Regions from separate parts of the Homo sapiens genome. Here region 2 is linked to region 1. A link is a contact called in ENCODE Hi-C or POLR2A ChIA-PET data. All regions are on one chromosome and are shown on one strand. Each heading gives the region's core, a stretch centred on a gene start or an enhancer-like site at or near the end of the contact. The rest is flanking DNA. Distances are from core to core; before and after follow the strand shown.

The links. A loop is a pair of places that touch in the nucleus more often than their neighbours do. ChIA-PET counts read pairs that join two places held with the same protein, here RNA polymerase II (POLR2A). Pooled maps may share reads with other maps.
Region 2: a pooled map shows a loop between it and region 1 (2.7-fold over the local background). The contact joins the enhancer-like site here to the promoter of PTH2 in region 1. A Hi-C loop is called at or near these places in 6 of 50 pooled maps. POLR2A ChIA-PET finds 5 or more read pairs at or near these places in 23 of 52 experiments (A673, CD4-positive, alpha-beta T cell, CD4-positive, alpha-beta memory T cell and 17 more).

What each region holds. Positions count from the first base shown.
Region 1 is chr19:49,420,792-49,427,614 of GRCh38, reverse strand. PTH2 (parathyroid hormone 2) reads left to right here and starts at 4,174. Exons shown (of 2, transcript NM_178449.4): 1 at 4,174-4,403; 2 at 4,973-5,196. The coding sequence starts at 4,276. The coding sequence ends at 5,147. It overlaps GFY (golgi associated olfactory signaling regulator), which reads right to left and starts at 2,227. Exons shown (of 4, transcript NM_001195256.2): 1 at 2,126-2,227; 2 at 2-1,205. The coding sequence starts at 1,184. RefSeq lists a silencer at 3,855-4,058.
Region 2 is chr19:49,465,475-49,472,297 of GRCh38, reverse strand. It overlaps ALDH16A1 (aldehyde dehydrogenase 16 family member A1), which reads right to left. Exons shown (of 17, transcript NM_153329.4): 13 at 6,393-6,560; 14 at 6,015-6,216; 15 at 3,732-3,917; 16 at 3,312-3,434; 17 at 1,248-1,992. The coding sequence ends at 1,831. Among named protein-coding and RNA genes, the nearest start is that of FLT3LG, 5.3 kb to the left of the region's middle. RefSeq lists a silencer at 2,795-2,844 and an enhancer at 3,265-3,464. Within about 2 kb of position 3,162, at least 21 of the 41 ENCODE cell types and tissues checked have a DNase peak (open chromatin) inside an H3K27ac peak, as active enhancers do; they include CD4-positive, alpha-beta T cell and GM12878, where a contact is called at or near this core.

The DNA.
Region 1 (6,823 bases), core at 2,925-5,424:
CCGGTCTCCTTCACTCGCTCCACCACGATGATGGTGTTGACTCCCTCACCTCGGCTGTGCCTCTGGGGTGCCCGCAGAGTGGCAGGGGCCAACTGACTGGGGCGCCCTGGAAGAGCAGGGGGACCTGCAATCCGGGCTGAGGGAGGAGGGACGTTGGACTCCTTAGGGCCAGAGTTCTGGGGGGCCTTCAGCTCAACCATTCCTGGAGAATCTGAAGTGGGCAATTTTGGGGAGTCGGGCTGGATGGCTGCAGGTGTTCCTGGTTTGGGATTCAGGGACAGCTCATTTAGAGCAGTGGCGTCATCCTTGAAGGGCACAGGTGTTTCTGGGTAGAGACTAGTGGAGATTTGAGGGTCGGAGGTCCTGGGTACATCTGTTGCATTTTGGTAGTAGGTTGTGGGGAATTCTGTTTGGGAAATTTCGGTGGGGCTGGGATTGTGGGTCACATGGGATTCTGGGTGGGGGGTTTTAGAAGGGTCAGGATGGAGAGCTTGGAGAAATTCAGAGTTTGGGGTCTCAGTGGAGTTGAGGTCATGCTTTTCTGGGGATTTGGGGTCAGGGGTCTTGGTAGGGTTAGTGTTTGAGGTCTCGGGGAGTTCTGCCTGTGAGACTTCAGTGGCATTAAGCTGCAGAATCTCTGGGGATTCTTGGGGTGTAGTTTGCATAAGGTCAGTGTTTGGGGTCTCAGGAAATTCTGGGCGTGAAGTTTTGGAGAAGTTAGGTTTGGGGGTCTCAGGGGATCCTGGGTGTGGCATTTCAGTTGGGCCAGGTGTGGGGGTCTCAGAAGACTCTGGGTGTGCCATTTTGGAGAGGTTAGTTTTGGGCATGTCCAGGGATTCTGATATTGAGGTTGTGAGTGAGTCAGCTTTGGGGGTCTCAGGAGACTCTGGGTGCGGGGTTTCTCGGAGGTCAGGGTTGAGGGGCTCAGTGAAGTCAAGTGGGAAGGTTTCCAGGGAAACCGTATGAGGTAGCTTGGAAGGCTCAGGGTAAGGAGTCCCAGGAAATTCTGGGTTAAGGCGATCTCGTTTGGAATTTTCAGAAGCACCCTTCAGAGGGGAAGTCTCAGAGGGGTGGGCCATGTCCGGAAAGCCACAGCCCAAAGGCAGAGGGGCTGAGGGAGCGGCCTTGGACCTCAGGCCGGCGAGGAGGAAGACGAGGAAGAGGATCCGGCTGAATGATTTCATAGCTCTGGCAGATACCTATAGCTGCGGGGGAGAGCGGGAAGGAAGGGGTTAAGGCCGAAGGCTCCCAGGAGCCCCGCCCACTCCCGGAGGCCACGCCCACTGGAACACAGGTGGACCACGTCTGTCCGGGGCCCAGCTTGGCGCCAGGGATGGGAAGAGAACCCAATCGCAAGTCCCTTGGAGGCTTGTGGGGCGATGGCCCAGGTAGCCAAGAGAGACTGAGGCGCGGGGCTACTTGGGAGTCGTAGTTAATTTCCTTATCTGTTTCAGCGAGGGGTCCTAGAAAAATTGGGAAAGAACGACACTTCTCCAGGCCTCAGATCTCCTCGACTTCGACTTTAGGGAGTGTCAGGGCTTCGAGGGGACGTGGGATCTCCTTCCTCTCCGAGGTCCCCCGGGACACCTTGACTCAACAGTTGTTTACACTACAGGAGGCTCCTAACGGCTGAGGGCTGGACTCATGGATTTGAGGGAGGAGGGAGACATTTGGGCTCTGGGTTAAGAAGGTTGCTGGGGGTTCAGACTCCTGCGTCTTGCAGGGTGAGGGGGCTGAGGTTCCTGGCTCCTGGTTCTTTAGAGAGGAGAAGGCTGGAAGTTCAGGTGCCTAGAATTTTGAGGGAGCAAGGTTTGGGGGCTGGATTGCAGGGGTGAAAGGAGATAAGAGGCCTTGAGCTCTTGGTTCCTGAGTTAGAAAGGAATTGGGAGCTCTGAGTCCTCCAGAAATAGGGTCTGGGGTCTGGGCTCTGCAGAGTAGAGGGGTAGGGACTTGAAGAAGAGAGCTTTGGGGCAGGACTCTCAAGTCTGTTATTGAAGATGGAGCTAGGATTTCGGCATCTCCGGGGCCAGTCTGGGCAGAGAAGCATAGGTCTGTGTTCAGGTGGAGGTGGAGGCGGCCGACACATCGATGGGACAGGCTTACTTGAGGTCCTGGGGTCTCTTACCTGCTCTGGTGTCCAAGGTAACAGCAGATAAGCAGAGCTGGATGCAGAGAACGGTGAATGTTGCAGAACAGATCTGGGCAGGGCGGTGGGAGGTAGGGTCTCAGGGGCACACAGGTGACGCACCTCACCCCCTCCCAGGGGATCCTGGGAGCCTAGCGACAGACTTAGACTCTTAAAGGGACAGAAGTAAAGGACATTTTCTCTGGGGTGGGGAAGGGAGTTAGAAACTGGATTGATCTAGTGGAGATGTGGCCCAAATTATTTTTTTGAAACCAGTGGTCCTGGCCCTCTACCCTCTCCTACCTGAAAACCCAGGGGTCTAGTTCCCTGGTACCTTCCTATTTCAAGTCCCCTAAGTTGTATCCCCCAGCTCCCTCCCCCCAGACTCAGAACTCCAGTCCTCTAGCTCCTTCCTTCCTCAGATTCAGGAATCCAAGTCCCCAGCCTCCTCCTTCCCCAGAACATAGGAATCTGGGTCCCTGTCCCATCCACTCTTAGACTCAGGAGTCCAAGCTTCTGCCACCACCTTCCTAGGAAACTAGGAGCCCAAGTTCCCACATCCCAAGTTTCTACTGCTCTGTAGGACTTCCAAGTTTTGCCCATCTTCTCCTCACTGTGTATAAAGGCCCCTCTTTTTAAATTTTTTTTTTTTTTTGAGACAGAGTCTCACTCTGTTGCCCAGGCTGGAGTGCAGTGGTGCGATCTCAGCTCACTGCAACCTCCCTCTCCCAGGTTCAAGCGATTTTCCTGCCTCAGCCTCCCAAGTAGCTGGGATTACACCACACCTAATTTATGTATTTTTGTAGAGAAGGAGTTTCGCCATGTTGGCCAGTCTGGTCTCGAACTCCTGACCTCAAGTGATCCACCCACCACGGCCTTCCAAAGTGCTGGGATTACAGGCATGAGCCACAGCACCCGGCTGAGGCCCCTCTTAAGAGTCAGTGTGGACTGGGTGTGCTGGCTCACGCCTGTAATCCCAACACTCTGGGAGGCCAAGGAGGGCAGATCACAAGGTCAGGAGTTCAAGACCAGCCTGGCCAACAGTTTGGCGAAACCCTATCTCTACTAAAAATACAAAAATTAGCTGGGCGTGATGGTGGGCACCTGTAATCCCAGCTACTCGGGAGGCTGAGGCAGGACAATGGCTTGAACCTGGGAGGTGGAGGTTGCAGTGAGCCGAGATAGTGCCATTGCACTCCAGCCTGGGCAACAAGAGCAAGACTCCATCTCAAACAGACAAACACACACACACAAAAAGAGTCAGTGTGAGGAGGACTGGGCTTTAATCTTCACAGCACCCCCAAACTCCTCCCAGATAAGGGCTTAGACACATCCTTAGGGCAGCTCAGGAGCCCTGTCTGTTTTCCCCTCTTCTCACTCTCTGAGGTTTTTCTGATGTGGTCTGTCACTTTTCCTGTCCTCACACCCCTGCCACACGTACCCTTTGCCATTTCTTGCCTTTCCCCCCTCCCTACCTCACCCTCGATCTTTCTGGGCCTCTCGCTGCTGTATTTATCTCTGGGCAGCTCCTTCCAGACCAGGACGTCCTTCCATTTCCGTCTGTCTTTCTGAGAGCCTTTTCTTTCCCTCCTCCATCTCCATCTGACTGTTCGTTTCCATCTCCTTCGCTCTCTTTTCTTGTTTTCTTCCTTTTCCTTTCTTTTTCTGTCGTTCCCATTCTTTCTCTCTATTTCTTCCTCGGCCACTCTGTCTTTGTCCTTCTCTTTGTGTCTCTGTTCCTCTGACGGTCCTTCCGCCAGTCTCTATTTTTAGCCCTCTGACACACCCCCTGTGTCCACCTCTCTGTCTGTCTGTCTCTCCCCCTCCCTCGTCTCAGGTCCAGCTTCTGGTCCCAATTAGTTGGTGGCGGCCAAGGCAGCGGCAGGTCCCCCACCCCCGGCTCCTCATTACCGCTGGCGGCTCCTAATGAGCCTGGGGAGGGGGTGACCCCGCGTCCCCGGCCCCCCGGCCTGCGTCACTGCCCGGTGCGGGGGCTGCGGAGGCGATATAAGGGGGCTGCCACCATCGCTGCCCCAGCCCACTGCACGGTAGGGGACTGTGCGGGAAGCTGGGGGTGGATGCATGGTGGGGCCCGGGGTTCTGGGCCGGGATGCAGCCCTACTGAGCCCCTTTCTGGTTCTCCACAGGTGATGGAGACCCGCCAGGTGTCCAGGAGCCCTCGGGTTCGGCTGCTGCTGCTGCTGCTGCTGCTGCTGGTGGTGCCCTGGGGCGTCCGCACTGCCTCGGGAGTCGCCCTGCCCCCGGTCGGGGTCCTCAGGTAGGTGCCAGTCCCAGAACTCCCAGGGAGGGGTGGGAACTTGGAGAAGTGGGAAGAGAACCAAAGAGAAAGGGGACGGAAGATCCAGAAAGCGGAACAGAAGCCCAAAGAGAGGGCGACCGAGACCCAGCGAGAAGACAGAGACTAGGGGTGGGGGAAGGCGGGAGGAGGGTTTGGTGGTAGTGGTGGTGCGGGAAATGGACAGAAAATCAGCAAGGGAAAGAGACACAGAAAGATAGATCCCGAGAAAGGCGTGGAGAGGCTCGAAAGGAGTCGTTGCAGAAACGGATTCATTCTTTGAGCAACGTTTATTGGGTTCTTGGTGTGCGCCTGGCCATGCGCTGAGCGCTGTGGGCGGACAAGTGCATCAGACTCGGTCTCAGTACCTGGGGAGTTTCGAACCTGGTGAGCAGAGAGACAGAGACCCACACAGAGAACGAGAGAGACAGGGGGAGCCGGACCGAGCCACTCCACGGACTGGGCAGTAACGGGGCTTCGAGTTAGACCGCGGGGAGGACAGGCGGCGGCAAGAGCGAGTCTGGACGCGCGGTCACCGCGTCTCTCCACAGCCTCCGCCCCCCAGGACGGGCCTGGGCGGATCCCGCCACCCCCAGGCCGCGGAGGAGCCTGGCGCTGGCGGACGACGCGGCCTTCCGGGAGCGCGCGCGGTTGCTGGCCGCCCTCGAGCGCCGCCACTGGCTGAACTCGTACATGCACAAGCTGCTGGTGTTGGATGCGCCCTGAGCGCGCTGCCCGTCCCCATCTTAATAAAGACCATGCCCTGCGCTCCGGACTGCGCCTAGTTCCTGCGCGACCTGCGTGTGCGTTGGGTTGGGGGCGCGGGGCTTGAAATGGGGGGTAGAAAAGAGACAGGACTCTGTGTCGGCCACTCTGGCATCTCTCTCCTCAGTCCCCACTCTATTTTCTTTCCTCAATTCCGTTTCTCTCTGCCTGTCTTTGTCCAGGAAGCTGGCTTCTTTCCTATTTCTGGATCTCTGCTTCCCTATCGCCCCCACCCCCCCGCCCCCTCCTTTCATTCTGGGCCCCTGTCCCTCCCTACCCCCATCTCTGTCCCCTTCTCTCTGGTTCTCTGTAATCTCCAAGGTCTCTGTCCTCCTCCGTCTCTGTCCCTTTCTCTGGGTCTCTTTCCTCTCTGGGTATGTGTCCCCGTCTCCCTGGGTCCTTGTGGTTATCTCCCCTTTCACCCTTTTGGCTTTCTGGTCTTCTGGGAATCTCTGCCTCCTCTCTCTATTCTCCTTCTGCCTCTGAAACTCTTCCTTCCCTTCTCCATCACTTTCTTTTTTCCTTTTTCCTCTGCCTGACTCCTTCATATCTTCCTTTTCTTTCCTCCGTTAGGTTTCTATCTGTCTCTCCATCAGCTCTCATCTTTGAATTTCGCTGTTCCTCCCTCCCATCACTTCCAGACTTCTCCCCAGGCACAGTGGAAAGATCGCGGGCTCTGGTGTGAGGCAGCCCTAGCATCCAAACCCAGGGTCCTCCAAATCTAGCTGCGTAGTACTGAGAAAGCCTTCTTGACGTCAGTCTCTGTGTCTCCTTTTCTTCATCTGTTACGAGGATCCAATAAGATATACTTCATAAGACTTCAGTACAGCGCCCGTTACGTAGCAAAACGCTTTTATTTGAAAAGGGTTTCCTCTTCTCACAGCAGCGTCCAGCAATTTTTTTCAGGGTTTTCTGACTTCGGGTCTCCTTCTCTAGAGACCTTCGGGGCGCCAGGCTGGGGCAGGAGAAGAGAAAGGAGCAGGCGTCAGGCTCCAAAAAGGACAGGGAAAGGGCGGGAAGATACCTGGGCTGCAGGTGAAGCGAGAAAAGAGCCAATCGAAATCTGTCTCTCTCCCCGGAGGTCCAGCCTGCCCTTCAGCTCCGCCCCTCGTGGTAACCATGGCAACCCGGTGGTCCGCAGAGGGCTAGATCAGCGCGCCTGGGGCGCCGTTCGTGCGGACCGCGCTCTCATTGGTTTAAAGAAGAGAGTGGAGCCGGCCGCGTCTGCTGCGCGGGAAGCGGGGCCGCCGCGCGTGTTTGGCAAGGCGTCCCAAAATTTGCATTTTCGGGAGGCGGACCGAGCCCTAATTGGCCCTTGGACTGTGGGGGCGGGACTGTTTCCTCTGTCCTTCCGAATAACAAAGGAAAGACTGCATTCCTCAAAACTATCTGGAGTTGGCCTAATTTTACAAATAAGACTGAAAGTCAGGAGGAATTTTCCTAAGTTGTTAGAGCTACTAAGCGACAAAAGAATAACTGGAATCCGGGTATGTGCAATTTCAAAAGTCTAGACTTTTCCGCCACTCTCATGGAGAAATGGAATGAAAATGTGAATGAGCAGTTGCTATATAGCAGGCACTCTTCTAAGTGCTGTGCTTGCATTAACTCTTTTAACCTCACAAAGACCCTATGAAGAG
Region 2 (6,823 bases), core at 1,913-4,412, 46 kb before region 1:
TTTCACTGTGTTGGCCAGGCTGCTCTCAAACTCCTGACCTCAGGTGATCCGCCTACTTCGGCCTCCCAAAGTGTTGGGATTACAGGCCTGAGTCACCGAGCCTGGCCTCTGAAAACTCCCTTTTATCCTAAACTAGTAAGAGTGGGTTTCTTACATCAAAAAGAATTCTACTTCAGGTGTGGTGGCTGATGCCTGCAGTCCCACACTTTGAAAGGCTGAGGCGAGAGGATCGCTTGAGGCCAGGAGTTCAAGACCAGCCTGAGCAACGTAGGTAGACTCTGCCTATTAAAAAAAAAAAAATTAGCCAGGCATGGTGGTGCGTGCCTGTGGTCCCAGCTGCTCAGGAGGCTGAGGTGGGAGGATTTTTTTTTTTTTTTTTTGAGACGGAGTCTCACTCTTTCGCCCAGGCTGGAGTGCAGTGGCTCGATCTCGGCTCACTGCAAGCTCCACCTCCCGGGTTCACGCCATTCTTCTGCCTCAGCCTCCCAAGTAGCTGGGACTACAGGCGCCCGCCACCATGCCCAGCTAATTTTTTTGTATTTTTAGTAGAGACGGGGTTTCACCGTGTTAGCCAGGATGGTCTTGATCTCCTGACCTCATGATCCACCTGCCTCGGCCTCCCAAAGTGCTGGGATTATAGGCGTGAGCCACCACGCCCGGCCGAGGTGGGAGGATTGAGCCCAGGTCGAGGGTGGGTTCAGTAAGCTGTGACTGCGCCACTGTATTACAGCCTAAAAAACAGAGCAAGATCCTTTATTTAAAAATCAACAGTCGTGCGCAGTGGCTTAAGTCTGTAATCTTAGCACTTTGGGGAGACCAAGACAGGCGGACCGCTTGAGGTCAGGAGTTTGAAACCAGCCAGGCCAAGATGGTGAAACCCCGTCTGTACTAAAAATACAAAAAATTATCTGGGTGTGGTGGCGCGAGCCTGTAATTCTAGCTACTCTGGAGGCCGAGGCAGGAGAATCGCTCGAACCTGGGAGGCGGAGGTTGCAGTGAGCCGAGATCACCCCGCTGCACTCCAGCCTGGCCGACAGAGAGACTCTGTCTCGAAAAAACAAAAAACAAACCAAAAAAACCCACCCACAACCAGAATCCTAAGGCAGTGGTGTGCTGAAGCGGCTCGTATTGGCTCATGGGAGCTGACCTGTTAACAATTCAGGATCTCGCAGGCAGTTGTTTAATCACCTGTACCTTGAAATCCGGCACGGTGGGAGCATTTACATCATGGAAATTGACAAAAGTCATATAGGAGGACTTTAATTTTATTCCAGAGAGTTCCTTTACTGCATATGGATTCTGGGGCCATGAAAAGGTAGAGAAAACCAGAGAGCAAGAGCCACCAGATGGAGAAGACAAGAAGATATGAGAGTCCTAAGGCCCTGTCTGGGGTCCTCGGGGGTCCCCTTTCTCTGTTTCACAAACACAGCACCGTGCTGGAGCCGGCTCCTGAGCTGCTCAACCTCAGAACTAAAATGGCCTCGAGCCAGGTGTGGTGGTGCATGTCTGTGGCCCCAGCTACATATGAGGCTGAGGCATGAGGATCCCTTGAGCCCCAGAGGTCGAGGCTGCAGTGGGCCGAGATTGTGCCACTGCGCTCCAGCCTGGGTGACAGAGCCAGACGTTGTCTCAAAAAAAAAAAAAAAAAAGAAAAAAGCCTCATATCTGCCAGAAGTTGCTACACCCTTTCTTCTCGCAGAAGCACAGCTAGGGTTGGTCAGAGAGTTTATTGGGAGACACAGGAACCAGAAGGGGAAAGTCCCAGGTGTCTGTGGGGTGCATCTCCCCTTGGTGTGAGGTGTCCAAAATGCAGTAGGTGGCGCTCAGGCATCAGTCCCCCATAGGCAGCCACAGGGCCTTGGTCCGCGCCACTCGCAGCCCCAGCTCTGGGCCTGCCCCCTCGGCCTCCTGGTCCCAGGCCCGCGGGCAGCCCCTGCTCGCCCACACCGGTTTGAGGTTTCCTGCCGAGGCCCACTCGACAAACTGGGAACCCTGAGGGGAGGAAGAGACGGGGGTAAGCACTTCTGCAGGCTTGTTGCTGAGCACCTGCTTCCTCCGCGATGAAGACTGTTACTGACGAGGGGCTTCAGGCTGGACCCAGGCTCTGCAGCTACAATGCCCAGCTCCTCCCAAGCAGAACTTCCAGATGGTAGGGAAAAGCACTGGACCCAGTGGTTAGGGAATTTCCTCTCCCTTAACAGCCCATGTTGAAAGGAATGGGCCCCAAGGCTCTTGTCAACAAGTTCACATCTGTTACCAACAGGAGGTTTAAGAGAGTGGACGGTGGGGCGCGGTGACTCGCTCCTGTAATCCCAGCACTTGGGGTGGCTGAGGCGGGAGGATCGCTTGAGTTCAGGAGTTTGAGACCAGCCTGGACAATATGGCGAGACCCCGTCTCCATTTAAAAAGTAAAAATTGGTTGGGCACAGTGGCTCACGCCTGTAATCTCAGCATTTTGGGAGGCTGAGGCAGGCAGATCACGCGAGGTCAGGAGTTCGAGACCAGCCTGGCCAATATGGCGAAACCCCATCTCTACTAAAAAAAAACCCCCAACAATTAGCTGGGCATGGCGGTGAGTGCCTGTAGTCTCAGCTACTTGGGAGGCAGGAGAATCACTTGAACCCGGGAGGCAGAGGTTGCAGTGAGCCAAGATCGTGCCACTGTATTCCAGCCTGGGCGACAGAGTGAGACTCTGTCTCAAAAAAAATAAAATAAAATAAAATAAAATAAAAAAAAAAACAGTAGACTCAACCAGTTGTGCTGGCTCACACCTGTAATCCCAGCACTTTGAGAGGCCGAGGCGGGCAGATCACTTGAGCCCAGGAGTTCAAGATCAGCCTGGCCAACATAGAGAAACCCCAGTCTCTGCAAAAGAAAAAAATTAGCTGGGCATGGTGGTGCACGCCTGTGGTCCCAGCTACTCAGGAAGCTGAGGTGGGACGGTGGCTTGAGCCTGGGAGGTTGCGGCTGCAGTGAGGTATGATTGCATCTGGGTGACAGGGTGAGGTTCTGTCTCAAAATAGAAAAACAAAGCGTAGACTGTGGGCCTCCAAATCTAGGGTGTGGTCCTTAGCAACGGGCTGTCCCCTGAGACGAGGTCTTTGGGCTAGGCAGCTCTCAGGCCCCTGTTGCTAAGGACAGCCTCTTCCTTAGTAACTTGAGTCCTAAGGGCGGGGCCTCAAAACCTTCTTGTCAAGGAGTTTCTCCCCTTACCAACAGGAGTTCTAAGAGGGCGGGGCTGTGTTTCCAGAAAAGGAGGAGCCTGTTTGAAGTTTGAGATGCTGAAGATGGCAAAACAGAACAAAGAGCACCTGGGCTGATCCGAAATACCACATGGCCTGGACGTCTTGGTGCAAGGCCAGGCAGCGGGTCAGATGGTCCCGGTCTCCTGTCACCACGTTGGCCAGGCCTGCTGGGAACACGGTGGCCATGTCCTAGGGGATAGAGAGAGTGAAAGGTTGGGGAGGCCGTGGGGGCAGGGCAAGGAGTGGGCATTCAGGGGGTGCCCATGGGAGGGAAGGGGATGGGGGGTCATGGAGGAGAAAGCCCCAGGCCTAGGGTGAAGAATGGGCACTGGGTCCCCAAGGAGTGAAGGTTTGGGTGCTGGGGCTGGGGGCAGCATGGGTACCACGGAGGGTGGGGTAAGAGACAAGCTCCTGCCGACTTTGGGGCGCCTTTTTCTGCTGCCCTGAGGCTACGGGGAGGAGAGGCAGGAAGGCAGGGGGCTATACCTGGCAGACCTCCAGGGCCAGCAGAGGACAGGCCGCACTGGGCACCATGACCACAGTGTTGCCGTAGGCCAGGGCGGGAGCCAGCAGGGACACGAAGGCAAGCAGGGGCCACTCGTCCGGACACACCACAGCCAGCACACCCAGCGGCTCCCGCAGGCGCAGCACAGGGCCTCTCAGCCCGGCTACCTGCAGGGACAGGTGGGTCACGTGTGGGGCAGGGGAGCCCCGCCCGCAGTAAATGAGAGATCCAGTTCCTCTACATTCTCCCCAACACTTGGTGTTGGCCCAAACCGCACCATTGTGGAAGCCCCTGCCATTTCGCAGACGCTGGTCAAAGTGAATCATTCCACGGGGGTTCGGGCGGTGAGAAACATCCTGCATAACCGCCTTTCTTTTTTTTTTTTTTTGAGACGGACTCTCACTCTGTCGCCCTGGCTAGAGTGCAGTGGTGCGATCTTGGCTCACTGCAACCTCCGCCTCCCGGGTTCACGCCATTCTCCTGCCTCAGTCTCCTGAGTAGCTGAGACTACAGGCACCTGCCACCATGCCCGGCTAATTTTTTTTTTTTGTATATTTAGTAGAGACGGGGTTTCACTGTGTTAGCCAGGATGGTCTCGATCTCTTGACCTTGTGATCTGCCCACCTTGGCCTCGCAAAGTGCTGAGATTACAGGCGTGAGCCACTGCGCCTGGTCTATTTTCTTTTGTTAAAAATAAATATGGTGTTGGGGGGTGGGAGGCAAGGGGAGGGAACTTAGAGGGCAGGTCAATAGGTGCAGCAAACCACCATGGCACGTGTATCCCTATGTAACAAGCCTGCGCGTTCTGCACATGTATCCCAGAACTAAAGTAAAATAAAATTTAAAAAAAAGAAGGCCGGGTGTAGTGGCTCACACCTGTAATCCCAGCACTTTGGGAGGCCAAGGTGGGCGGATCACGAGGTCAGGAGATCGAGACCATCCTAACATGGTGAAACCCTGTCTCTACTAAATATACAAAAAAAAAATTAGCCGGGTGTGGTGGTGGGCACCTGTAGTCCCAGCCACTCGGAAGGCTGGGGCAGGAGAATGGCGTGAACCTGGGATGCAGAGGTTGCAGTGAGCCGAGATTGCGCCACTGCACTCCAGCCTGGGCGACAGAGCGAGACTCTGTCTCAAAAAAAAAAAAAAAAGAAAGAAAGAAATATGGTTTGGCCCATGATATAGTTCAGATGTCCCACCCAAATCTCATGTTGAAATGTAATCCCTGGCCAGGCGCAGTGGCTCACGCCTATAATCCCAGCACTTTGGGAGGTCAAGACAGGCGGATCACTTGAAGCTAGGAGTTCAAGATCAGCCTGGGCAACATGGCGAGTCTCTTGTCTCTGCAAAAATACAAAAACACCCAGTCATGTGTGCTGGTGTGTGCCTGTGATCCCAGATACTCAGGAGGCTGAGGTGGGGGGCTCACTTGGACCTCGGAGGTTGAGGCTGCAGTGAGCCATGATTGTGGCACTGCACTCCAGCCGGGTGCCAGAGGGAGACTGGTGCCAACATGCCCAGCTAATTTATCTATTTTTTGTGGAGACAGGGTTTCACTGTGTTGCCCAGGCTGGTTTCAAACTCCTGGCCTCAAGCGATCCACCCACTTTTGCCTCCCAAAGTGCTAGGATTACAGGCGTGAGCCACCATGTCTGGCCAGGTATTTTTTGTTTTTTGTTTTTTTTTGTGACACAAGGTCTCACTCTGTCACTCAGGCTGGAGTGCAGTGGCACGATCTCGGCTCACTGCAACCACTGCCTCCTGGGTTCAAGCAATTTTCCTGCCTCAGCCTCCTAAGTAGCTGGGACTATAGGTGCCCACCACCGTACCCAGCTAATTTTTTGTATTTTTAGTAGAGACCAGGTTTCACCGTGTTGCCCAGGCTGGTCTCGATCTCCTGACCTCGTGATCCGCCTGCCTCAGCCTCGCGAAGTACTGGGATTACAGGCGTGAGCCACTGCGCCCCCAGGTGTTTCTTTACAGCAATGTGAGAACCGCCTAACAGCCCACTAAATTGATTTTAGGGTCCAGGAATGGGTCGCTATCCATCATCTGGCGAACGCTACTCTACGAGGCGGGTTGTGTGCCCACTCACTGTACAGATGAGGGAACTGAGGTAGGGAGAGGTGAAGCCACTTGCTGATGATCCTGCCGTGGAAGGCGGTGGGGCTGGGCCCGAATTCCAAGCCTGGGTTATCTCACAGCCTCTGGTCTGAGCCCCACCCCGCCTGCCCAGCTGGCCCAGGTGCCCACAGACCCTTCACCTGCAGGGTGTGGCCTTGGGCCTGCACCCGGGCCCCCCACGCCCGAAGTCGTCTTGCGCTCAGCTCCACCTCCGCCTCCGCAGCCTTGAGCTCCGCTCCCTGCCTCTCCAGCCTCGAGGCCAGGGTAGACTTCCGGCGCTCCAGTGCAGCCGCCAGGGCCCACAGCAGGGCTGCCCGGGCTCCTGGGGACTGGCCCGCCCAGCTGTGGGCAGACAGCGCACAGTGGGGGTTGGCATCCTGGTCTTGGCTCTCCTGACACCCCACCTCTGTCCACAGCCCCTACCCTGGGGGCCCAGCCTCCCAGTCCACCAATTGCTGTGGGCAGGCTCCCCTCTCTGCCACACCATGACCCTTGGGCTTTCCCGTGTGACCCCTTACCCAGGGAAAGCCTGGTGAGCGGCCTCCACAGCACCTCGGATGTCCTTGGCTCCACCCTCAGCCACGTAGCCATGGAGGTTGCCAGACGAATCCCGGATGGGCCTGGAGCTTCGGGCCCCAGGAGCCTGGAAACGGCCCCCAACGAAGAGCCCATAGGGGGGTGCTGGGCTGGAGTAGGGTGGGACATGAGGAGGAGTCCTGGGGCCTCAATCTGCTCAGACCCTATGCTCTACCGCACTGGGAAGACTGCCTTGGCTCCCGTGAGCCTCTGGGGCACCCCAAACCCCTGTTCCCATGAGCCTCTGGGGGACCCTAAAACTCCTGCTCCCATGATTCACTGGGGGACCCTAAACTCCAGCTCCCATGAGCCTCTGGGGGACCTTAAACTGCTCCCATGAGCCTCTGGGGAACCCCAAATTCCTGCTCCCATG